Regions from separate parts of the Homo sapiens genome. Here region 2 is linked to region 1. The links are chromatin loops, found by intact Hi-C in ENCODE. Cell type or tissue: Caco-2. All regions are shown on one strand. Each heading gives the region's core, and the rest is flanking DNA. Links, peaks and the distances in the headings are about the cores only. Region 1 holds the start of LOC105373667 (a long non-coding RNA gene). Region 2 has its middle 180 kb from the start of LINC01911.

Region 1 (12,219 bases), core at 4,537-9,536:
TTGTATATCTGGGATATTTTTTGCATGGCAGGCATTCTGAAATTTATGTTGCTGAGTGCTGAATTTTGTAATATTCTCTTAAAGAATGTTAGGCTAGGCCGGGTGCGGTGGCTCACGCCTGTAATCCCAGCACTTTGGGAGGCCGAGGTGGGCAGATCACGAGGTCAGGAGATTGAGACCATCCTGGCTAACACCGTGAAACCCCGTCTCTACTAAAAAAATACAAAATTTTAGCTGGGCGTGGTGGCGGGCACCTGTAGTCCCAGCTACTTGGGAGGCTGAGGCAGCAGAATGACGTGAACCCGGGAGGCGGAGCTTGCAGAGAGCCGAGATCGTGCCACTGCACTCCAGCCTGGTCAACAGAGCGAGACTCCATCTCAAAAAAAAAAAAAAAGAAAGAAAGAAAAAAAAGGAAAAGAATGTTAGGCTATTCTGGCATGCAGGTAAGTAAGTAGGTAGACCAATTTGATTTTTTTGAGGCTTATTTTTTAAACTTTGTTAGGGAAAGAGCAATGTAGCATTTATTCTGATGCTAATTTAGCCACTAATAGAAATCCCTTCTGAGAATTCTAACCAAAGTTTTTATTATTACTATTTCAGAGACAAGGTCTTGCTCTATCACCCAGGCTGTAGTGCAGTGGTGCAATCATAGCTCACTGTAACCTCAGCAACCTCAAATCCTGGGCTCAAGTGATCCTTCCGCCTCAGCCTCTTGAGTAGCTGGGACTACAAACACAATGCCACCATTCTTGAATACTTTTTTTAATTTTTATTTTTTGTAGAGATAGGATCTTGTTGCATTGCCGAAGCCGGTCCTGAACTCCTGGCTTCAAGCGATTCTTCCACCTTGGCCTCCCAACGTGCTGGAAGTAGAGACACGGGCCACTTTGCCTGGACTGATTATTTATTTACTTGTTATGAGGTTGCTCTGGTAGCGATAACTTCAACTACTCCTAGCTTTTCACTGATGCTGGGAATCATTATTTCTACCCTCTTCTTGTGGAGTTTGTCTATGCATGACTCCATCAGTAACATGGCCAAAGGCACTCAGTGGGACCCTTCTGAAGATCTTGGGAGTTTTGCTTCTCTTCGGTACCATCATTTTCAATATTCTCTACAACTGTCTCAGCTTTCCTGAACTCCTACAAGTTTTCTCACCTCAGTGTAACCTCCAGGCTCTGTTTCATTTTTTTCTCCCTGGGATGTGGCCTAGAAACTGAATCCTGGTAGTAAACTGGGCAACTGTATGGCTCATCTTGTTTGCTTTCTTTCTCGTATGAATCACAGTTCTGTGCAGCATGTTGTCAAATATCTGTAAACAGTTCCATCTATTTTATGCTGTTTTTACTGTTTTTTTTTTTTATGATGGAATGGAAATTTCTATTGCAGATAATAATTCATGGACAGAAGTAGAAATCTATTTATATTTTGTCTTTTATTTTGAACTTTAAGTAAATAGAATCATATGTGTTCTGTTATTTCTTTTTGCTCAATATTATATTTAGAGATTCACACATGTTCCTGTATATAACTATTCTTCATTTACTTCCCTACTCTACAGTATTCAACTGTATGAATATATCAACAGTTATTCATTATTCTATTGGTGGGATTTTACCCCCCATATTTTGCTGTTTCAAAAATGCTGCTATGGACATTATGAAACATTTCTCCTAGCACTCTAAGCAAGAGTTTCTATATGCATTGTATTAATTATTAATTCATTCTCACATTACTACAAAGACATACCTGAGACTAGGTAATTTATAAAGAAAAGGATGTTTAATTAGCTCATAGTTCTGCAAGCTGTATAGGAAGCATGATGCTGGCATCTGCTTAGAGGAGGCCTCAGGAAACTTAGAATCATGGCACAAGGCAAAATGGGAGCACGCATCTCATACAGACAGAGTAGGAGCAAGAGAGCAAGGGAGGAGCTGCTAGACACTTTTAAATGACCAGATCTCAGAGAGTTCATTCACTCTCAAAGGGGCAGTACCAAGAGGGATGGTGCTAAACCATTTGTGAGAACCTGTCCCTATGATCCAATCACCTCCTACCAGGCCCCACCTCCAGTGTTATATGTGTGTGTCTCTATACATATATGCCAACAGCCAGTAGGAGGGAGGCCAAGTTCAAGAAAGAGAAACTCCTTTCTTTCACATCACTGCTCAAAAGCTACACAGACACTTCTGATTATATCTTATTATATACAAAAAAAAAACTTGGTTAAGGGTGGCTGGGAAATATTATTTTAATACAGAAAGCCACATGACTTAACTAAAAATTATGCATTCTATTACTAAAGAAGGAAGGGACAATAGTAGAAAGCCAACAGTTTCTGCCCCTTTATTATTTATTTAATTAAGTTACCTAAATGGTGGAGAACTGTTACACTTTAGAAATAGCAACAGGCCAGTAACTGCTGGAAACAGGTCTGTAAATGCAAGCTTCCCTTGCTCCATGTCTAGGTAACTGGGCAGCCAGTGAAATCTGCACCAATCCCCAGAGCTCCTCAGCAAAATTAAACAACTTTCTTGATAACACATACTTGAGTGACTGCCTTCTCTTCCCCGTATCGCTTTTTTTCTCTCCTACCTGTGTTTCCTGGGACCATCTCCCAAATAAACTGTTCTCTGTCTCTTTAAATATATATATATATATGCATGTGTGTTTGTGTGTGTGTGTGGGTATATATGCATCAGCTATTTAGAATATATATTCAGAGAGACAGAGAATGGCATATATATTTATATTTATACATATAATTTCTATAACATACATATAAATTAAATATATATTATAAAAATATATATGATTATGGAAAAATAATCTTTAAAACTTAATTTTATAAAAATGAAGAGCAAACTTTCAGGATCACTAGTAAGTATTCTACATCATATAGCAGACTTAAAGAAACCCTCTTTCTGTACTTTCAGTTCATATCTTTTCAGACAGATTCATTATTATTTTTACATAGGTCAGCTATAGACCCATCTCAGTGGATTCCTAGTGGATAATTAATTTCTTAGTAAAGTACTCAAAACAAAAGGACATTGACATCCAGAGAGTATTTCAGTAATCATGGCCAGAGTGATGCTGGTGTTTTATAGCAAAGAACATTCTGCTCATTAATGTACTCATAGCAAAAAACAACCGTCTTGTAACATGGGCATGTTTTGTAGCTCGCTGGCTTCTCCTGTGGCTTTGTTAAACACAGGAATCTTAAATGGGCTTATTGACTTTTTCCAATCCACATCAGCGTACCTCTCTTCTAAATAGCTGGTAGTAGAGGCTGCTGTATTCCATTGTTAGCAACACTTACTAAAATCAGTAATAGAACAGTGGGAGTAAAATCACAGAGGGGTATAAAAACTAGCACACTAAAATATTAAAGTCCAACTGTGAAAGCTTTCCATGATATTTTTTCTATATCAAAATGTGTTTTAAACACTTTTTGAGTATTATTATAATTAACTATAGTAGCTTTGTAAGCAGTTCCTTTTGTAAGAGAAAAACCTACCATCACTTAGAGGTTACTAGTTTTTGACATTGAGCTCTTAAGTGGGTAATTATATTTATTGAGAGGTGATGCTCACTTGACCACTTGGTGTTTCGTTTTGGGCCAAGGGGAAACAAGGCAGGTGAAGTGTTTTTATTTACAATGTAACAGATATTGCTATTGTGACTCCATTTCTCAGGCATAGTTGGTTAACTGAATGTTTTTTTTCCAGAAACTGAAATGTTCCTCTCTTTCCTGTTCTTGGGAAATTAAAAGCTTCTACCTTAGAGAAATGAGTGATACATTATCCACTCGCTCTAAATTGAACCCATTTGGAGCTATTTGCATCTTGTAGAAACCTACAGCTGAGTGCTCTGCTTAGAGGTGTAATGAGTGGTTGTCACAACACACTGGAGGTGGCCCCATAACAAAATGATCCCCTGTCAATCCTCTCACAGGAAATGCTTTGGCAACCTGTAATTCCGCCTCAGTATTAACATCCTGCCTGGGTTTTGTTAAATGGCACTTTCTAGGAAGTAGATCTGGGGAACTTATGTTTAATAATGTTTTAAGAGGAATATGTGATGGAAGTTTTAGAAAGCATCACATGGGGTTAACAGTGATTTGTCATTTGTTTCTAATTAAAGGACCTAATCTCTTATCATTGAAGCAGTCTTTTTTTTTATACTAAAGGCACAGATGTGAATGGAAACATATTAATGAGATGTCATACTACATAGTCATTTAGTGTTTTGTTTAACTTAAACATAGCAGAAAATGTGTGTCTAAGTAGACACATGTAATGACATCCTGATAGAATTATAATTTCCTGCATTTGCATAATCTTCAGTAAAATTCACACTAGGTTCACCTTGCATTGCTAATTTCATTTCCCAAATCTGCATTTTTAGAAAATTAAAGAAAAGTCAGACCCGAAGTATTATGGGAAGAGAAAGGATTTATTGTTAGTTCCTTCACATTAAAGCTGGAATTGTAATTTAAATATTTGAGTGCCAGGTGTTCTAAAAAGTGACAGGAAGTGTTCAAACCGACAGAAAGCTTTGCATTTTCTGAAGTTATTTAAAATACTCCAGGCTAAATCATCTTAAGAGCTTGGCAGATCTTTGCTTTGAGATAGAGCAGAACTGTGACTTGTGGGCCTGAAAAATCATGTTTGATCAGGTGCCCTGGTGTGCCCAGTTGTAGGATTCCATGAGCTATGACTTGCAAGAGTCAGTCAGGTAATTGGGCAATGAGGGAAGCAGCAGGAGCAACCCTATTTAACTGCCGCCTGACGTGTGCCACACGAGTCTCCATTAGCCCAGCAAGACAGCTCTGGATGCAGGTTAAAACCAGGTGATCTCCAAATAGTTGGGGGGTGTGGAAAGACACGAAATTAAACATCTACCTCAGATTATTAGTGTGGTTGTGAAATAATTAGGAAAGCCTAATTATTCCAAGGACTTTTTAAAAGGTATTTCAAAAAATATTTTCCAAGCTCTGTCTATGGAATATTGTGTTTCCAAGATCTCATTCATTTAATTAAAAAATTTTTTTTGAACATTACAATGAGCTAGACATTGCTAGGGAGAAACTTATGAGTGTTCCTGCTCTCACACATGACAAAAACACATTTTTTTACATGGATAAGTTATTTTGTACTAATACAAATGTTCACAAATCCTGTTGTTCCTTGAATTGCCCTTAAGCTCACACCTAAGGTCTAAACATCACAGCAGCTTTAATGGTCTCACCTGGTTACACACTGGCACTACTTACCCATGCCTAGTTAGACACAAAATAAACTGCTAGATTAAAGGGGGATGGATTTTACAGTTTTACAATGCAAGCTATAAAGTGTTGATTACAGTTGGTTGATTTCATAAACTGTGATAGCCAACAAGGATAATTCAAGTATTCAAATAAACAGTTCTCAAGTTTCTTTGTACAGCAATAATACATATTAAAAGAACATTTATGTCAATGTATAAACCTTTGGGCCACATCATAAGAGATCTCAATTCAAAAGTTTTGAATTCTGACTGGAATTCTGCATTTTTCAGTCACCAAAGATTATTAGGAGTTACCATGAGATCAACCTTGAAATACTCTGGTTTGGTTGTCAACTTTTGTATTAAGATTCTCTGATGTAGACTCACTGTAAAGTGTATTAATAATTATCAACAAAGATGGCTTATTTATATATACAAGATTTTGAGCCACAATATTATTTTTTATGTATTTAATAATTCATTAAGGATCACATTTATATCTGTAATTTCCAGAAGGCAAACAACTTTTTGGTGATTTTCTTAGGCATTTGACCATTTTATTTCCTAGTAAGCAAGCCTAGCACACATGCTATTGATATGGGAGCGGGGGAAGGGGAGTGCTTGGAGGAGAAGGGCGGGTCCCTAGCTAGCGCTCCACCCCCGGGCCTGTGCCCACGGACCTAGGTGAGGACTCAAATGTTGCATTTTCCAAGACCACCGTGGCCCGCCACGCCCCCATCCCGTGCCTATAAAAACCCAGGGACCCTAGCAGGCAGAAACACAGGCCGCTGGATGTCAAGAGGAACACACCAGCGGAAGAACACACAAGCGTCTGGATGTTCAGTGGCACACACCGCGGAAGGACACACGGGCAGACACAAGCAGACGCCACCAGGCCATCGACCGGTGGTACAACATGGAGTTCCGCCGAGGGTGGACAAAGGAGAGCCCAGCTGCTGAGCGGCCTGACTCCAGGTAAAACCACCTTCCCACTCTATCCATCTTCTGGCTTAGCCCATCTATCTGCTGAGCGTTGCTTCCACTGAAAACCTTGCACTCATTCTCCAAGCCCACGTGTGTTCCGATTTTTCTGGTACAGTAAGAAAGGAACCCAGGATACAGCAAAGCCCTCTGTCCTTGCAATAAGTCAGAGGGTCTAATTGAGCTGGTTAACACAAGCCACCAATGGATGGGTAAACTGAAAAAGCACACTGTAACACACGGCCACTGGAGCGTCAGCTGTAAACTCTCACCCCTAGATGCTGCTGTGCGGTTGGAGCCCCACAGCCTGCCCCTCCGCATGCGCCCCCTAGAGGTCTGAGCAACAGGGGCACCGAAGCACACCACTTCCCCATCGCAGCCCTGCAAGGGGAACAAGGGAACTTTGCCCGTGTCACTATCTCTATGGGACAAAGGTGCTTTTCAGAAAAGAATTAACTTGAAAAGCAAAAGCAGTGTTTTGTGGCTGACAAATGTTGTAGATTTTATTGATCCCTATGAATTTATTTATTTAGTCTTTAAATTTTTAGTAAAAGCCAATGATAGGTAGACTTGTGGGAACATTATATTTTTAAATTTATTTTTTATTATAATTTTTTATTTTAAACTGTTATTGAGATAATTAATTCACAAACAGTGGTACAAAATTACACAGTTTCTGAATATACTTTATCCAATTTCCCTCAGTGGTAACATCTTACAAAATCATATTAATACAGGGCAACCAGGATATTGGTGTTGGTATAACCCACTGGTTTTACTCAGATTCCCCCAGTTTCACCTGTATTCATTCTTTTGTGTGTGTCATCGTGTTTTTTGTTAGCATCCTATTGTTTTTGTTTTGTTTTTTGCTTTTGATCTTTTCCTACTTTTCTCCCTTCTTTATTAAAATTAGAGAAGAGTATATAAACTAACTTAGCAGAACACATGAGTACCCACTACACAGATCTAATAACAAGGTGAAATTCCTAAGTATATCTCTTAGGTATCCATTCTTCCTCCTTTCCCCTCAGAAGTATGTAGCATTTCATATTCAACATTTTTAATACTTCACTACATATACAGTTAGAAATAAGAAATATTTGTTAAGATTTTACTGGTATCAAATTCTAAATAAATGGTATCATAAAGTATATTCACTTTGCACTTTCCTTTTCACTCAACTTTATGTTTGATATTTATCAATTTCAATATCTATAACTTTAAATCATACTTTGTAGCTGCTCTCTAATATTCTGTAGGTAAGCATAACTTACTGTATTTGCTTTGGGTTGAACATTGAGGTTATTTCCATGATTACAACTGAGTCTTCAATGGATATTCTTAATGTGAGAGAGTTGCCTTGGGATGTATAACTAGATGTGTACTTGTCAGATAATAAGATAGGTACATCTACAACTTCCCTAAATATTGGCAAATAGTTCTCTATATGGTGTGCATTTACACTTGATAGAAATGTGCTAGAGTTACTATTTGTCCTCATTATTTGCATTGTCTGATTTTTAAATCCTTTGCCAACCTGGTGGGCTCAGTACTTATGTATTAGGAAATGACAATTCCCATATTTATAAAATGAAGAGAATAATAATACCCCCCTCACAAGTTGTGGTTAGATTTAAATGTGATAATCCATATGAAAGCACTTAGCATGCTATCTGGCACTCAGTAGAAATTCAAATGTTTCACCACAAAATGTGAAAAGTGCAGTGTCCTGATTTTAAATGGGATTGATCAAGATGTCTTCTTTTTTTTTTGTTTTGTTTTTTATTTTTTATTTTATTTTTATTTTTTTATTTTTTATTATACTTTAAGTTTTAGGGTACATGTGCACATTGTGCAGGTTAGTTACATATGTATACATGTGCCATGCTGGTGCACTGCACCCACTAACTCGTCATCTAGCATTAGGTATATATCCCGATGCTATCCCTCCCACCTCCCCCCACCCCACAACAGTCCCCAGAGTGTGATATTCCCCTTCCTGTGTCCATGTGATCTCATTGTTCAATTCCCACCTATGAGTGAGAATATGCAGTGTTTGGTTTTTTGTTCTTGCGATAGTTTACTGCGAATGATGATTTCCAATTTCATCCATGTCCCTACAAAGGACATGAACTCATCATTTTTTATGGCTGCATAGTATTCCATGGTGTATATGTGCCACATTTTCTTAATCCAGTCTATCATTGTTGGACATTTGGGTTGGTTCCAAGTCTTTGCTATTGTGAATAGTGCCACAATAAACATACATGTGCATGTGTCTTTATAGCTGCATGATTTATAGTCCTTTGGGTATATACCCAGTAATGGGATGGCTGGGTCAAATGGTATTTCTAGTTCTAGATCCCTGAGGAATCGCCACACTGACTTCCACAATGGTTGAACTAGTTTACAGTCCCACCAACAGTGTAAAAGTGTTCCTATTTCTCCACATCCTCTCCAGCACCTGTTGTTTCCTGACTTTTTAATGATCGCCATTCTAACTGGTGTGAGATGGTATCTCATTGTGGTTTTGATTTGCATTTCTCTGATGGCCAGTGATGATGAGCATTTTTTCATGTGTCTTTTGGCTGCATAAATGTCTTCTGAGAAGTGTCTGTTCATGTCCTTCGCCCACTTTTTGATGGGGTTGTTTGTTTTTTTCTTGTAAATTTGTTTGAGTTCATTGTAGATTCTGGATATTAGCCCTTTGGAGGGCTAATTCTGGAGCATGAAGGGTTGCTGTTTTGGTACCAGTACCATGCTGTTTTGGTTACTGTAACCTTGTAGTATAGTTTGAAGTCAGGTAGTGTGATGCCTCCAGCTTTGTTCTTTCGGCTTAGGATTGACTTGGCGATGCAGGCTCTTTTTTGGTTCCATATGAACTTTAAAGTAGTTTTTTCCAATTCTGTGAAGAAAGGCATTGGTAGCTTGATGGGGATGGCATTGAATCTGTAAATTACCTTGGGCAGTATGGCCATTTTCACGATATTGATTCTTCCTACCCATGAGCATGGAATGTTCTTCCATTTGTTTGTATCCTCTTTTATTTCCTTGAGCAGTGGTTTGTAGTTCTCCTTGAAGAGGTCCTTCACATCCCTTGTAAGTTGGATTCCTAGGTATTTTATTCTCTTTGAAGCAATTGTGAATGGGAGTTCATTCATGATTTGGCTCTCTGTTTCTCTGTTGTTGGTGTATAAGAATGCTTGTGATTTTTGTACATTGATTTTGTATCCTGAGACTTTGCTGAAGTTGCTTATCAGCTTAAGGAGATTTTGGGCTGAGACAGTGGGGTTTTCTAGATATACAATCATGTCGTCTGCAAACAGGGACAATTTGACTTCCTCTTTTCCTAATTGAATACCCTTTATTTCCTTCTCCTGCCTAATTTCCCTGGCCAGAACTTCCAACACTATGTTGAATAGGAGTGGTGAGAGAGGGCATCCCTGTCTTGTGCCAGTTTTCAAAGGGAATGCTTCCAGTTTTTGCCCATTCAGTATGATATTGGCTGTGGGTTTGTCATAGATAGCTCTTATTATTTTGAAATACGTCCCATCAATACCTAATTTATTGAGAGTTTTTAGCATGAAGGGTTGTTGAATTTTGTCAAAGGCTTTTTCTGCATCTACTGAGATAATCATGTGGTTTTTGTCTTTGGCTCTGTTTATATGCTGGATTACATTTATTGATTTGCATATATTGAACCAGCCTTGCATCCCAGGGATGAAGCCCACTTGATCATGGTGGATAAGCTTTTTGATGTGCTGCTGGATTCGTTTTGCCAGTATTTTATTGAGGATTGTTGCATCAATGTTCATCAAGGATATTGGTCTAAAATTCTCTTTTTTTGTTGTGTCTCTGCCTGGCTTTGGTATCAGAATGATGCTGGCCTCATAAAATGAGTTAGGGAGGATTCCCTCTTTTTCTATTGATTGGAATAGTTTCAGAAGGAATGGTACCAGTTCCTCCTTGTACCTCTGGTAGAATTCGGCTGTGAATCCATCTGGTCCTGGACTCTTTTTGGTTGGTAAGCTATTGATTATTGCCACAATTTCAGCTCCTGTTATTGGTCTATTCAGAGATTCAACTTCTTCCTGGTTTAGTCTTGGGAGAGTGTATGTGTCCAGGAATTTATCCATTTCTTCTAGATTTTCTAGTTTATTTGCGTAGAGGTGTTTGTAGTATTCCCTGATGGTAGTTTGTATTTCTGTGGGATCGGTGGTGATATCCCCTTTATCATTTTTTATTGCGTCTATTTGATTCTTCTCTCTTTTTTTCTTTATTAATCTTGCTAGTGGTCTATCAATTTTGTTGATCCTTTCAAAAAACCAGCTCCTGGATTCATTAATTTTTTGAAGGGTTTTTTATGTCTCTATTTCCTTCAGTTCTGCTCTGATCTTAGTTATTTCTTGCCTTCTGCTAGCTTTTGAATGTGTTTGCTCTTGCTTTTCTAGTTCTTTTAATTGTGATGTTAGGGTGTCAATTTTGGATCTTTCCTGCTTTCTCTTGTGGGCATTTAGTGCTATAAATTTCCCTCTACACACTGCTTTGAATGCGTCCCAGAGATTCTGGTATGTTGTGTCTTTGTTCTCGTTGGTTTCAAAGAACATCTTTATTTCTGCCTTCATTTCATTATGTACCCAGTAGTCATTCAGGAGCAGGTTGTTCAGTTTCCATGTAGTTGAGCGGTTTTGAGTGAGATTCTTAATCCTGAGTTCTAGTTTGATTGCACTGTGGTCTGAGAGATAGTTTGTTATAATTTCTGTTCTTTTACATTTGCTGAGGAGAGCTTTACTTCCCAGTATGTGGTCAATTTTGGAATAGGTGTGGTGTGGTGCTGAAAAAAATGTATATTCTGTTGATTTGGGGTGGAGAGTTCTGTAGATGTCTATTAGGTCCGCTTGGTGCAGAGCTGAGTTCAATTCCTGGGTATCCTTGTTGACTTTCTGTCTCGTTGATCTGTCTAATATTGACAGTGGCGTGTTGAAGTCTCCCATTATTAATGTGTGGGAGTCTAAGTCTCTTTGTAGGTCACTCAGGACTTGCTTTATGAATCTTGGTGCTCCTGTATTGGGTGCATATATATTTAGGATAGTTAGCTCTTCTTGTTGAATTGATCCCTTTACCATTATGTAATGGCCTTCTTTGTCTCTTTTGATCTTTGTTGGTTTAAAGTCTGTTTTATCAGAGACTAGGATTGCAACCCCTGCCTTTTTTTGTTTTCCATTGGCTTGGTAGATCTTCCTCCAACCTTTTATTTAGAGCCTATGTGTGTCTCTGCAGGTGAGATGGGTTTCCTGAATACAGCACACTGATGGGTCTTGACTCTTTATCCAATTTGCCAATCTGTGTCTTTTAATTGGAGCATTTAGTCCATTTACATTTAAAGTTAATATTGTTACGTGTGAATTTGATCCTGTCATTATGATGTTAGCTGGTGATTTTGCTCGTTAGTTGATGCAGTTTCTTCCTAGTCTCGATGGTCTTTACATTTTGGCATGATTTTGCAGTGGCTGGTACCGGTTGTTCCTTTCCATGTTTAGTGCTTCCTTCAGGAGCTCTTGTAAGGCAGGCCTGGTGGTGACCAAGTCTCTCAGCATTTGCTTGTCTGTAAAGTATTTTATTCCTCCTTCACTTATGAAGCTTAGTTTGGCTGGATATGAAATTCTGGGTTGAAAATTCTTTTCTTTAAGAATGTTGAATATTGGCCCCCACTCTCTTCTGGCTTGTAGGGTTTCTGCCGAGAGATCCGCTGTTAGTCTGATGGGCTTCTCTTTGAGGGTAACCCGACCTTTCTCTCTGGCTGCCCTTAACATTTTTTCCTTCATTTCAACTTTGATGAATCTGACAATTATGTGTCTTGGAGTTGCTCTTCTCGAGGATTATCTTTGTGGCGTTCTCTGTATTTCCTGAATCTGAATGTTGGCCTGCCTTGCTAGATTGGGGAAGTTCTCCTGGATAATATCCTGC
Region 2 (12,219 bases), core at 2,346-7,345, 250 kb before region 1:
AAACTCTCATGAAAGTAAATAAACTATAGAACATTTTTTCACTTATCTGTTAGCCATTCATATGTCTTCTTTTGAGAAATGTCTCTTCAGCTCCTTTGCCCATTTCTTAATTGAATTATTTGTTTTCTTTCTATAGAGTTGCTTCAGTCCCTTATGTCATTCGCATATTAATCTCTAATCCCTTATCAGATGTAGTCAAAGAGGTGTCTGCACACCCATGTTAATTGTAACACCATTCACAACAGCCAAGTTATGGAATCAACCTAAGTGCCCATCAGTGGATGAATGGATTAAAAACTTGTGGTATATATACACAATAGAATACTAGTCAGCCTTAAAAAGCCATGTTGTCATTTGTGACAACACGGATGAAACTGAACATCAGGCTAAACCAAATAAGCCAAACACAGCAAGATAAACACCACATTGCCTCACTTACATGTGGAATCTAAAACAATTGAACTCATAGAACCAGAGAGTAAAGTGGTGTTTAACAGAGGCGGGAGGTAGGGGTGGAAGAAATGGGGAGATAATCATGAAAGACTGCAAAGCCTCAGTTAGGAGAAATAAGTTTGATTTTTTCTGAGGTCTGTTGCACAGTAGGATGAATACAGGCACAAACTGCCATTATGATCTTTTAATACAGTGTGGAAGGATTAGATTAAGCTAACTAACCTATGCATCACTTCAAACATTTGACGTTTTTTGCTGTGAGAGCATCTGAGATTTACTTTCTTAGTGATATGGAGATGTACAGTACTCAATTATTAGCTATACTGTATAACTATAATTTGTCAGTGTATAATTTTAAAAACTTTAGAACATATTGTGCTTTTGTTCTATCTTCCATTTGTGTTAGACTAATTATTATAGGATTACAACAGTCCAGGTCTTGCTGTATAGCATTCTTTTAGCAAAAGTATAAGAAGTCTAAATGTTCACAAGTGAAGGTAATGCTGACATAGAAAATGGCTGAGAGACCTTGGGTGGGCTGAAGCAAGATTGTACAAGGGTTTTCTGCCACATTCGCTTTATGCAAGATACTCTGCTCCCTCACAATTAGGTCATACCCACATGGGATTTGTCATATGCTGCCTTATATCACAGGTATTTATATATATACCTTTTTCCTAAGTTGTATTATGAAGTGGTGGAGAACAGAGACCAGATCTTATATATCAAAGCATTTAGAATGGTGATTGAACATGGGAGCTATTTAATAAATACTTGGTGAAAGAATAAATGAAGAAATTGTCCTACGAAATTAAAACACCCTAGTGTCTTTGCTTTACCCACTCATGGCAGTTCTGTTACAGCCAGATGAGACCTGGACTTGGAGTTATAATTTGGGTTTGAATCTCATCCCTGCCCCTTTCCAGCCTTGAGAGCTTTGGTAAGTTTAGGAATCTCTCAGAACTTAATTTATCCATTCATGTAACATAGATTTCACTTCCTTTATCTGTAAAATAGTAATGGAAATAATTTTACCTATATCATAAGTGGATGAATAAGGTTCTATAGATGCCCATGTAACAACTTCCCTGGCTTTGTGAACATTGTAAAGCCAAGTTCTCTTATCCAAGGATCAATGGTATTTTCGTTAATGCCTATTACCTTATACCCAAACATCTCAGTTTTAGGAACTCAAACCTCATCGCCAACAAATCTACAATGAGATTTGTTCTGCTTCATCTCTGTAGTTACATTACCTAAATTGGAATATCGACTATCAATTACCAGCTTGATGACTTCGGACAAGTTTTAAAATCCTTCAACACCTCATTTTTTTTCCCATTTATACATAAGAAAAATAATACCTACAAAATAGAATTACTGTACATGTTGAAAGTGTTAATTTGTTTAAGCTCTTAAAAAGGTGCCTAGCATATGATAAATATCCAGTAAATATTAACTACTACTGTATATATAATAATTTGTTTAATATACATTTCTCCTGCTGGACTGCATCATAAGGGGGAGTAAACACATCTTTGTGTGTATGTGTGTGTATGTGTCTTCTGTATGTTCAGTACCTAAAACACGGAGACACTCAATAGATATTAATTTGATGAATGGACATATTGTGGGTGGAGAACTGTGTGGTCCTAGATTGGATGGTGACAAGAAGAGTAGTGAATGCAATAGTGATGAAAATTTTTTGCTTATGTATTAAATTTTGGAGTAAAAAATGTTTAAATGATTGATATTGTCTACCTGGTTATTGTTACCTATTACAAAGATTACAACTCTGCCATCAACAGCATTAATAGCATATAGTTATTGAATACTGTACGTGTGTAGAGCTTTCTGCTTGTGTGCTGGGAATACACAGTTCTGTCACCTCACATTTAATGTCAAAAGAATTTAAATCTAGTTGGAGAAATAGACTAAAGAGAGAAAAAAAGAGCCAACAATGTATGTTCCTCATATGCATGATGAGTCCTACAGATCTCAAGTTTATGTAAGCACAATGAAGAGGTCACTAAATGAGTGTGATTTTTAAGAAAAGGTATCTTAGACTATACAGAGGAGAGAAAGGAGCTTTCCAATGAGAATGACGTGACCAAATGCATGACAAGAAAATGAATTGATTGTATGTGAAAGAGTATGTGGTCTCACTTGTGCAGAATGAAATGTGTTTAAGGCAGCATTTTCTTAGAATGTGGTGTTCAAACCAGGTTTTCTTTTTTTTTCTCTCTCTCTTTTTTACTTTTTTTTTTTCACTGCAACCTCCGACTTCTGGGTTCTCCTGCCTCAGCCTGCCGAGTAGCTGGGATTACAGGCATTTACCAACACACCTGGCTAATTTTGTATTTTTAGTAGATACAGGGTTTCTCTATGTTGATCAGGCTGGTCTCGAACTCCTGACCTCAGGTGATCTGCCCGCCTCGGCCTCCCAAAGTGCTGGGATTACAGGCATGAGCCACCGTGCCTGACCTTCAAACCAGGTTTTAAGTGTAGAGAATTAAATTTGATTCTAAATAGAAGAATAATGTTCAAATGATGGAAACTTTAAATAATATTGGAAAAGTGAATTTTTTAGGTCAGAGCATGGTTCTATACAAATTGAATTTTAAACAATAAGCTAGATGGACAAATATTTGTGCCCCTAAGGCAGAGAGAAAAAAAAATGTTGTTGAGTGTTCAAAACCAGTAACTCTATATTTGTATATTGCTTGGATAGAGATGATAGCTGGTTACATAAGCAAGAAAAGTCAAGGGTCATAGAAACTGGGCTTATTTACATTTAAAGAGCAGTGGAGGAAACTGAGGAAGGCAAAAAGGAGGCTCTAAAAAGCATATTTTCCTATTTTCTTTCATAGAAACTGGGGAAAAAAGGAGTTTTTAAAATTCAGCAATTTTCAAAATATCATATACATTTTTAAAAGTCAGGAATAATTAGATTTTAAAGAAATTATTAGATTTAGTATGGAGGAGTTGATTGATAGCATGAGAAAAATGATTTCATTAGAATGGTATATAGATACTTAAGTAAATTATGGTAGAAATTGGATTAGGTCTCTGTCTATATTAGACTGGATTCAATTCTTTGCGTTGAAAATGAAGACACTGTTTATGTTGAGCCAAATTTGAAAATATAGGTTTTTATAAGTATGTGCCAAGGTTTATATGTAATGATGAGTAGTGTTGATTATTCATAGACTGTGGTTCCCTGGTTTCCATGTAATCTCAATATCAGGTACCTTTGAAAGAAAGGTTGTAAAGTGATTTTGCTATAGTGAATGTAAAATCAGTTACTATTTATAACATATCTTTTAAATCATTAACAAGGTTTTAACAATTGTGTGTGTTAAAATCTTATTTTTTTTGAAACAAGATAAAGGAACTCTATATTTTTAACATTTCATTATATTATTTTCATTAGCTATATCTATTTCTGTTGTATTGCTGAATCATCTGTGGTCAAAATTATGTGTTCAAAAGGGAACACTGTCAATTTACACTTCTGAAGATGACTTTGGTGTTTTCCCATTTTTAGAACAATTTTTAAGGAAAAAAAGTATTTATGTGGTCACTATTCTGTTTCCTCATTCTTAAGAAAAGATGTCAAATGAAGATTTTTTTTAAAAAATTGTAACATATAACTAAGTGTCTTCTTCAGTGTAGGCCCCTTGACCCTGCCCTCACAGGAAAATTCTGGAAAGTTTAACATATTTAATGGTCAGTATCCCATTCCCTGAATCTTTGTTTCTCCTTAGTTGTCACTTGCTGTCACAAAAGAAGCCCACTAGATGGTGGTAAAAGCACAAGCTACCTACTCTGATTTTATTAAAAAAAAAAAAAAGTCTTCAAAAGGGAATGCTTACAAGGTTTCAGAGGTTGTATTTTGCCCAATTTTTATTAGATAGAGAAGAAGCAAGAAAAATAAAGTAGAATAGTATTTTCCATGCAACTTAATTGTAGTTATGAAGTGGAATACCTTTTGGCCCTAAATTATTTTCCAGTGAACTGCTTTCAAAATTAAGTTGTTTTGTCAAAATAAATATCAAGTAAAATGATTATGAATCATTGTGGCAAGTTTTAATGCAGATCAGAAAGTAAATTAATCCAAATCTGTCTGACTCATCATGCCTTTTTCTTCAGATACAAATGAAGAGTAAACAATGTTTTGGCAATTTTTAGGTTAATCATGTAGAACTGATTACTCTAGAAGAATGCTATTAACATTTAGTCAATTTATACCCTACAATAAGACAAATTAAAATTAATGTTGCTGTTTTTAAGATATCAAATGGGTCATGATTTTAAGAAAAATGAGAACTGCTATAGAAAATGATAATGTTGTCTCTGGGCCCAGTGAATCTAGTGACTTCTAAAAAACCCACTTAAATCTCTTTAAGAAAACAGGACAATAATTAAGTAAATATAACTCCAAATGAGGGAGAGTGTCTGTCTTTAGTTTAAGCAGGTTGTCTTTTAAAGTGTAATGAGGAATAATAATCCACTGTCAACCATTCTCTGTGGAATAGCAACAATTAAATCTTGCAAATAGCTTAATAACAAAAGAAAGATCTTCTTTTTAGATAGAATAAAGTATCCTAATGAAGCTCTATTGCACAATTTTTCAATGTTTATAATAATTTCTTCCCTTTAGTATACATTTAATTAGTTTAATACTTTCTTGATGATACAAATATGTAAATATATTTTTTAAATAATTCACTTTGTTTATAAAGTAAAAGATGTAAATAAAATATGTAACTATTAACTTTTGATCAGGTCAAAAGTCCTGACAAACTACACATTATGACAAAGTATTGGACAGAAAACTTTTTATTTTGCTTATTTAATATCTTCATAATTGTTCACCTGCCGTCTTTCCACATGTAAGAATATCAAGTGCTTACAAGCTCCCACTGGACCCCTACCTTTAAAATTCATTTAATAATAATAGTGAGCATCATCTAAGGGTCTTAAGGTGACAGCCATTGACCTTTCTACAATCAATGATGTCACAGATCTTGGCTGAGAAGTCATTTTAAAAATATACTTCTTTTCATACTGGCATACACGTGACATCAATTTCAGCATTATCCATATCTGGTCATGATCAGTGGTGAATTCATCTATCTCTGGTCGCATGACTGTTGCCACACAGCTTGATCTACTGAGGCAATTTTAAAGCCCTTTGGCTTTCTATGTTTTCTTTCTTGAACATAGCAGGAAGAAAGCTGGGAAACCTCTTCCTGATTTAAAGGATGGTTAAAGTGCTTCCAGTAAAGGCCCTGTTGAAAGGCTTACTAACCCTGGACATATTTTCTCTGAAAGCTGACTCATTCTGCTCAAGGTCCATTAGTTCTGAATAGGTTAGAAACACCTTGGTCAAATCTAGAAATTAGGCCATTTTGGTTCCTCCTAAAGGAGTACAACCCCTATCTTGGTCAAGGGGTCCCCAGAAAAAACTTAAGAATTGAATTCCCAGCCATGATGGGAAGGGAGGTCCAACATATCTCATTATATCCCTTCCCTTTTGGAGTTTAGGTACAACTGACCAGCATTAATGTTAAACTAGCGATCATAAGACTAACAAAATGAACTCTTTGTGACAATAAGATACCAAATTATAAACAAGACCTAAAGCTGTGCAAGGCAAGGATTAAGTCACATCTGCAGGCCATCAATGTTACTACATAGCATCCTTAACTTAAAACATTTCTTTCTGCTAACTCCAAATTTTAGACAGAGCTTTACTTCATTAAGCAATTGCAAATTAAAGAATTTCTGAATTCACCCGCAGCCTTTAAGCCCCTACCTCCACTTAAAGATAGCCTGTCTTTTTGAGCAAAACCAATGTATACCTTCCATGTATTGATTTAAGTCTTTGCCTATAATTCTTGCTTCCCTAAAATGTATAAAACCAAACTAATCTGACTGCCACAGGTCAGGACCTCTTGAGACTGTATACCTGAGCTACAGTCACTCATAGTGGCTCACAATAGACATCTTTAAAATACTTAACAGTTTTGTTTTCCCTTTAAGATTGTTCTGACTCAACGTATGGATATGCAGCAGTGAGATGTCATTGGTCACTTATTCAAATGCCAACCCCCCCTGACTTTTTAAAAATAGCTTTATTAAGCTGCAATTTTAAAACATACATTCTACCCTTTAAAAGTGTGCAATTCAATGTTGTTTACCATGTTCAGTAAGTAGTGCAACTGTGGATTTTAGAACATTTTCATCACCTCAAAAAGAAATTCCATACCTATTGGCAGTAACTTCCTATTCACATTTCTCCCCTACCCTCCAGACTTGGGCAACCTCTAATCTACTTTCTGTCTGTATAAAGTTACCGATTGTGGATGTTTTACATACATAGAATCATACAATATGTGGTTCTTTGTGATCAGCTTCTTTCACTTAATGTTTTCAAGGCATATTGCAATATGTATCAGTACTTCATACCTTGCTATTGCCAAATAATATTCCATTTTATGGCTAGATCATGTTTTATTCATCCATTCATAAGTTGATAGACATTTGGATTGTTTATACTTTTGGCTATTATGAAAAATACTGCAATGAATATTTGTGTACCAGTGTTTGTGTCAAAATAAGATTTTATGTTTTCATTTATTGGTTATATACTGAAGGGTGGAATTGCTGGATCATATGGTAACTCCATGTTCAACGTTTTCAGAAAAATTATTTTTCTAAGCAGCTGCAACACTTTACATTTTTACCAGCAATGTGTGAGAGTTCCAATTTCTCCACATACTAACCAACACCTGTTATTATCTGTCTTTTTTATTATAGCCATCCTAGTGGGTACAGAGTGGTATATCATTGTGATTTTCATTTGCATTTCCCTAATGGCTAATTATATTCAGCACATTTTCATGTATTTATTGTCCATTTGTGTATCTTTGGAGAAATGTCTATTCAAATCATTTGCCTATTTTTCATTTGAGTTTTCTTTTTTTATTGTTCTTTTAAAGTGCTTTATGTATTCCTGAAGCAAGTCTATTATGAAATACATCATTTGCAGATATTTTCTTTCATTCTGTGGATCTTTTTACTTTGAAATGATGTCCTTTTAAGCACAAAAGTTTTTAATTTTGATGAAGTTTAATTAATCTGTATTTGTTTTTGTTCTATTGGTTCCTTATTTAAGAAGACATTTCTTGACCTTAGGTCATGAAAATTTATTCTTGTGCGTTCTTCTTACAGTTACACACTTTCAGCTCTTACATTAAGGTCTATGATTTATTTGCATACAGTTTTGTGTCCACCCCTTGCTTTTATTCTAACTTCCTTTCTTTAGAAGGTAAAGGGTTGTCCTTGACTAAAGACAATATGTTTTGATTAATTGGTCAGTGGAAATAAGAATTTTAAACCAGGTAAAATCTGTATTCCTTTCTTCTCTTTTTAGGCAGTGACTTTATAGTTGTCTAACATCATTCATTTTTTAAAGAATCTGTACATTGATACAACCAGCAGAAATCCTTTTTAATATTGGTTAGAGAGATCTGGGATATGGATATAATACGATTTTATTGTTTCTTATTTTTAAGGGCACTAAATTTGGGTGGGCATAACTGAAGTCAGCTCAAGACTTTTCCAGAGCTAACAAAGAAGTGTAAGTGACAAGATGCCAGGGTTCCATAGAAAGATAATATAATCATCTGATAAATATGCATAAGGATAAGTAAATTCAAGTTATAGGAAAAGCTGTGCCTGAAGACTTGCTCCTCTCAAATCTCTTTGTAAACTCCTGTTTGTAATGGAATATTGTTTATTATAATAATTGGTAGATGGGCTGAAATGCAAAATAATTTTGAAATATGGTGAGAGGCATAACTTCTTCCAATGTACTGTTTTGAATAGGATTTGAAATGCAGTACTGCTAACTCCTATGATAGTGGCAGGCATCATTAGGTCACGAGTGGTGTCCAAGATTCTGAAAACAGTCCCTTGTCTTAGTTCATTCAGGCTGCTATAAGAAAATACCATTGGCTGGGTGGCTTATAAACAACAAAATTTATTCCTTACAGTTCTAGAGGTTAGAATGTCTAAGATCAAGGCACCAGAAGATTTAGTATCTGGTGAGAGCCTGCTTCCTGTTTCATGGACAGCCTTCTTCTTGCTGCATCTTCACAGTCTGGAAGGTGTTAAGGGAGCTGTCTGGAGTCTCCTTTATAAGGGCACTAATCCCTTTTATGAGGGATCCACCCTTATGACTGAACTACCTCCCGAAGATTGTACCTGCCAATATCTGACATTGTTGATTAGGTTTTCAATTTATGGATTGTGAGTTAGGTTATTAGGTTGTCAACATATGACACAAACATTAGTTTATAGCATTCCAATCATTTCCAAATTATACTAGAAACCCAGATGGACTTAACAATAGACAAAGATCCTGCCATGATCATACATAGCTTATTCATTCCCAGATGCCACTAAAACTTGCTTGCTACTTATTTGATTACCAAAGGACTCTAACAGCCACTATAAAAGTCAAGAAAATTGCCTTTTCTCAAAAATTAATTTAAGTGTTAAATATTTTTCTGATTAGACTATGTCAATGCCTTTATCACATTTTATAAATTATAGTATCTACACATTTTAAGTCATTGAGTAAAGAAGCCATACCTTGTTATACATTTATATGTCAAGTGGGAAAAAGCAAATTTCATAATTTCATATGGGTAAGTAACAGGCTTTTTAGGGAAATATAATTCAAGGCTCAGCAAAAAGGAGGTAAGAGGGTCCTGTTGCCTCTTAATCCAGAAGAAAGACAAACTGGGACTATGGCATTGGTGGATACACAGTGGAATAAGAGTCAGGGGAAGAATCCTATCCCTTGCTCTTCAACATTCATGATACAAGAGTGAGAAAAACTTTTTACTTACTTTAGTTCCCCCCTTATCTATGGGGGTTACGTTTCAAGACCCCCAGTGGATGCCTGAAACCACAGACAGTACCAAACCCTATATACACTATTATTTTCTTATACAGTAGTAGATAGGTGGTATAAATGGCATGAATACACAGGACAAATTGATGATTCTTTTCCGGGGCAGAACAAAGAGGGACAGTGCAATATCTCATCACACTGCTCAGAACAGCATGCCATTTAAAAAGTAAAACTTATATGTTGTGGGAAGTCAGGGACCCCAAATGGAGGGACCAGCTGAAGCCATGACAGAAGAATGTGGATTGTGAAGATTTCATGGACATTTATTAGTTCCCCAAATTAATATTTTTTATAATTTCTTATGCCTGTCTTTACTGCAGTCTCTGAACATAAATTGTGAAGATTTCATGGACACTTATTACTTCCCCAATCAATACCCTTGTGATTTCCTATGCCTGACTTTACTTTAATCTCTTAATCCTTTCAGCTAAGGAGGATGTATGTCACCTCAGGACCCTGTGATGATTGTGTTAACTGCACAAATTTTTAGAGCATGTGTGTTTGAACAATATGAAATCTGGGCACCTTGAAAAAAGAACAGGATAACAGCAATTGTTCAGGGAATAAGAGAGATAACCTTAAACTCTGACCACCGGTGAGCCGAGCTGGGCAGAACAAAGCCATATTTCTCTTCTTTCAAAAGCAAATGGGAGAAATATCACTGAATTCTTTTTCTCAGCAAGGAACTCCCTGAGAAAGAGAATGCACGCCTAAGGGTGGGTCTCTGAACTGGCCCCCTTGGGTGTGGCTGTCTTCTGTGGTCAAAACTGTAGGGATGAAATAAGCCCCAGTCTCCCATAGCACTCCCAGGCTTATTAGGAAGAGGAAATTCCCACCTAATAAATTTTGGTCAGACCAGTTGCTCTCAAAACCCTGTCACCTGATAAGATATTATCAGTGACAATGGTGCCCAGAACTTCATTAGCAATTTTAATTTCGCCGCGGTGCTGTGGTCCTGTGATCTTGCCCTGCCTCCATTTGCCTTGTGATATTCTATTACCTTGTGAAGTACATGATCTTTGTGACCCACACCCTATTCATGCACTCCCTCCCCTTTTGAAATTCCCTAATAAAAACTTGCTGGTTTTGCAGCTTGTGGGGCATCACGGAACCTACCGACATGTGATGTCTCCCCCGGACACCCAGCTTTAAAATTTCTCCCTTTTGTACTCTGTCCCTTTATTTTTCAAACTGGCTGATGCATAGGGAAAATAGAAAAGAACCTATGTGACTATCGGGGCAGGTTCCCTGACACTTTTATATTTCCAGACCTTTCCATTTAATATTTCTGGTTGATCATGGGTAAACTGCAACAACTGAAACCATGAATAAGCGGGGAGCTACTGTAATGTGTAAAAGAGAGTACTTGGGCAGCAGAGTGAGAATTCTAATTCTTTGTGAGAATTCCAGCTGTAAAGGAAATTTTCTAAGGCTGCAGGTGGCTAGCACCTGGTAATTCTGAGATAAGTTTGAGGCTTTTAGGGAAAGGAGGTCATTGCTTCAATCATCCTGAGCTATTGGGATTTTTACTAGATAACTCAACTTGTATTTTTGTATACTTTGTATTGTGCCCCAGTCTAAAACTCAGTGCCCTCAAAAATAGGTTATTAATACTTGATGAATAAAATATGCAGTATCAACATATATAAAATAAAACAGTAACCATTTTACTTTCTGTCTGAGACTATGGCATTGCTGGATACAGAGTAGAATGAGTCGGGCAAAGAAATCACCCAAATATGAAACTTAGACCTCTCATTTTTTGTCACTTTTTTTTTTTTTTTTTTGGTAATGGGGGAGAGGGTCTCAATCTGTTGCCCAGACTGGAGTGCAGTAGGGCAATCACAGCTCACTGCAGCCTCAACCTCCCAGGCTTAATTGATCCTCCCACCTGAGCTCCAGAGTAGCTGGGGCTACAGGCACACACCACCAGGCCTGGCTAATTTTTGTATTTTTTGTGGAGATGGGTTTTCACCATGTTGTTCAGGCTAGTCTCAAACTCCTGACCTCAAGCTATTTGCGCAACTCAGCCTCCCAAAGTGTTGGGACTACAGGTGTGAGCCACCATGTCTGGCCATGTTTTTACATAACAATTAATTTGCTGTACTATACTTCATAATAACTTATCATTTAGCTCTTATTATCCCCATTTCCTGAGGGTCAATCAGTGATTAAATAAATTGTCCAATTTTATATGGATTAATTAGAAGCTCTGTAATTTTAACCCAGATTTATCTGATTCCAAAGCCCATACTCTCATTTTGATTTATCAAGCATTAATTTCATAAAACTCTATGAAACTGTACTCAGTTGTACCTCTTTTGATGCATTTAAATTTTTTTGAACAGGTGGATTCTTTATTTTTGTTCTACCAAATCTCCACTGTGTCACATGAACATAGCTTTTCTCATATGCTGTTACCAAACTCAGGGTTATAGAATTGGTAGAGTGGCAAGAAGAGCTGCCAAATGAGAAGAAATGATGAGATTTTTTATTCCAATCCATATAGAGCAAGTTTGAAACCTGAATATAGATAGATTTGAGGAGTGGAGTACAAGATGCTGTGTGTTACATCTTTTAATTTTTGAAAAATGTTTTCAGGAAACTCTATAAGCAGGAGTATAGGGAGAAGTTGATGTGACATTCACAGCCATGGAAGGGAGGGAGTTGTTTCAGTAACTTGACAGTGGCCTGTAAACTGTGAAAGATAAAAGGGATGTACTGTCTGATAGTTATTGGACTCTTTGTTTAGCCAAGAATCTCTTGGTTCATACCAA

The links. Hi-C counts contacts between places; a loop is a spot of excess contacts. Peaks named below come from ENCODE experiments on the same cell type or tissue, not always from the same donor. Only the 100,000 strongest peaks of a DNase experiment are listed, where the experiment ranks them.
Region 2: it touches region 1 in a loop (5-fold over the local background); 2 of 110 quality-filtered maps call a loop at or near these places.

What each region holds. Positions count from the first base shown.
Region 1 is chr2:146,407,179-146,419,397 of GRCh38, reverse strand. LOC105373667 (a long non-coding RNA gene) reads left to right here and starts at 6,047. Exons shown (of 3, transcript XR_923422.4): 1 at 6,047-6,246. RefSeq lists an enhancer at 3,164-4,962. In Caco-2, for the core only: a CTCF peak has its summit at 6,589 (motif pointing left); a DNase peak (open chromatin) is centred at 6,577.
Region 2 is chr2:146,653,727-146,665,945 of GRCh38, reverse strand. No RefSeq gene overlaps it. Among named protein-coding and RNA genes, the nearest start is that of LINC01911, 180 kb to the left of the region's middle. In Caco-2, for the core only: a CTCF peak has its summit at 4,274 (motif pointing right); no DNase peak of the experiment used is centred there.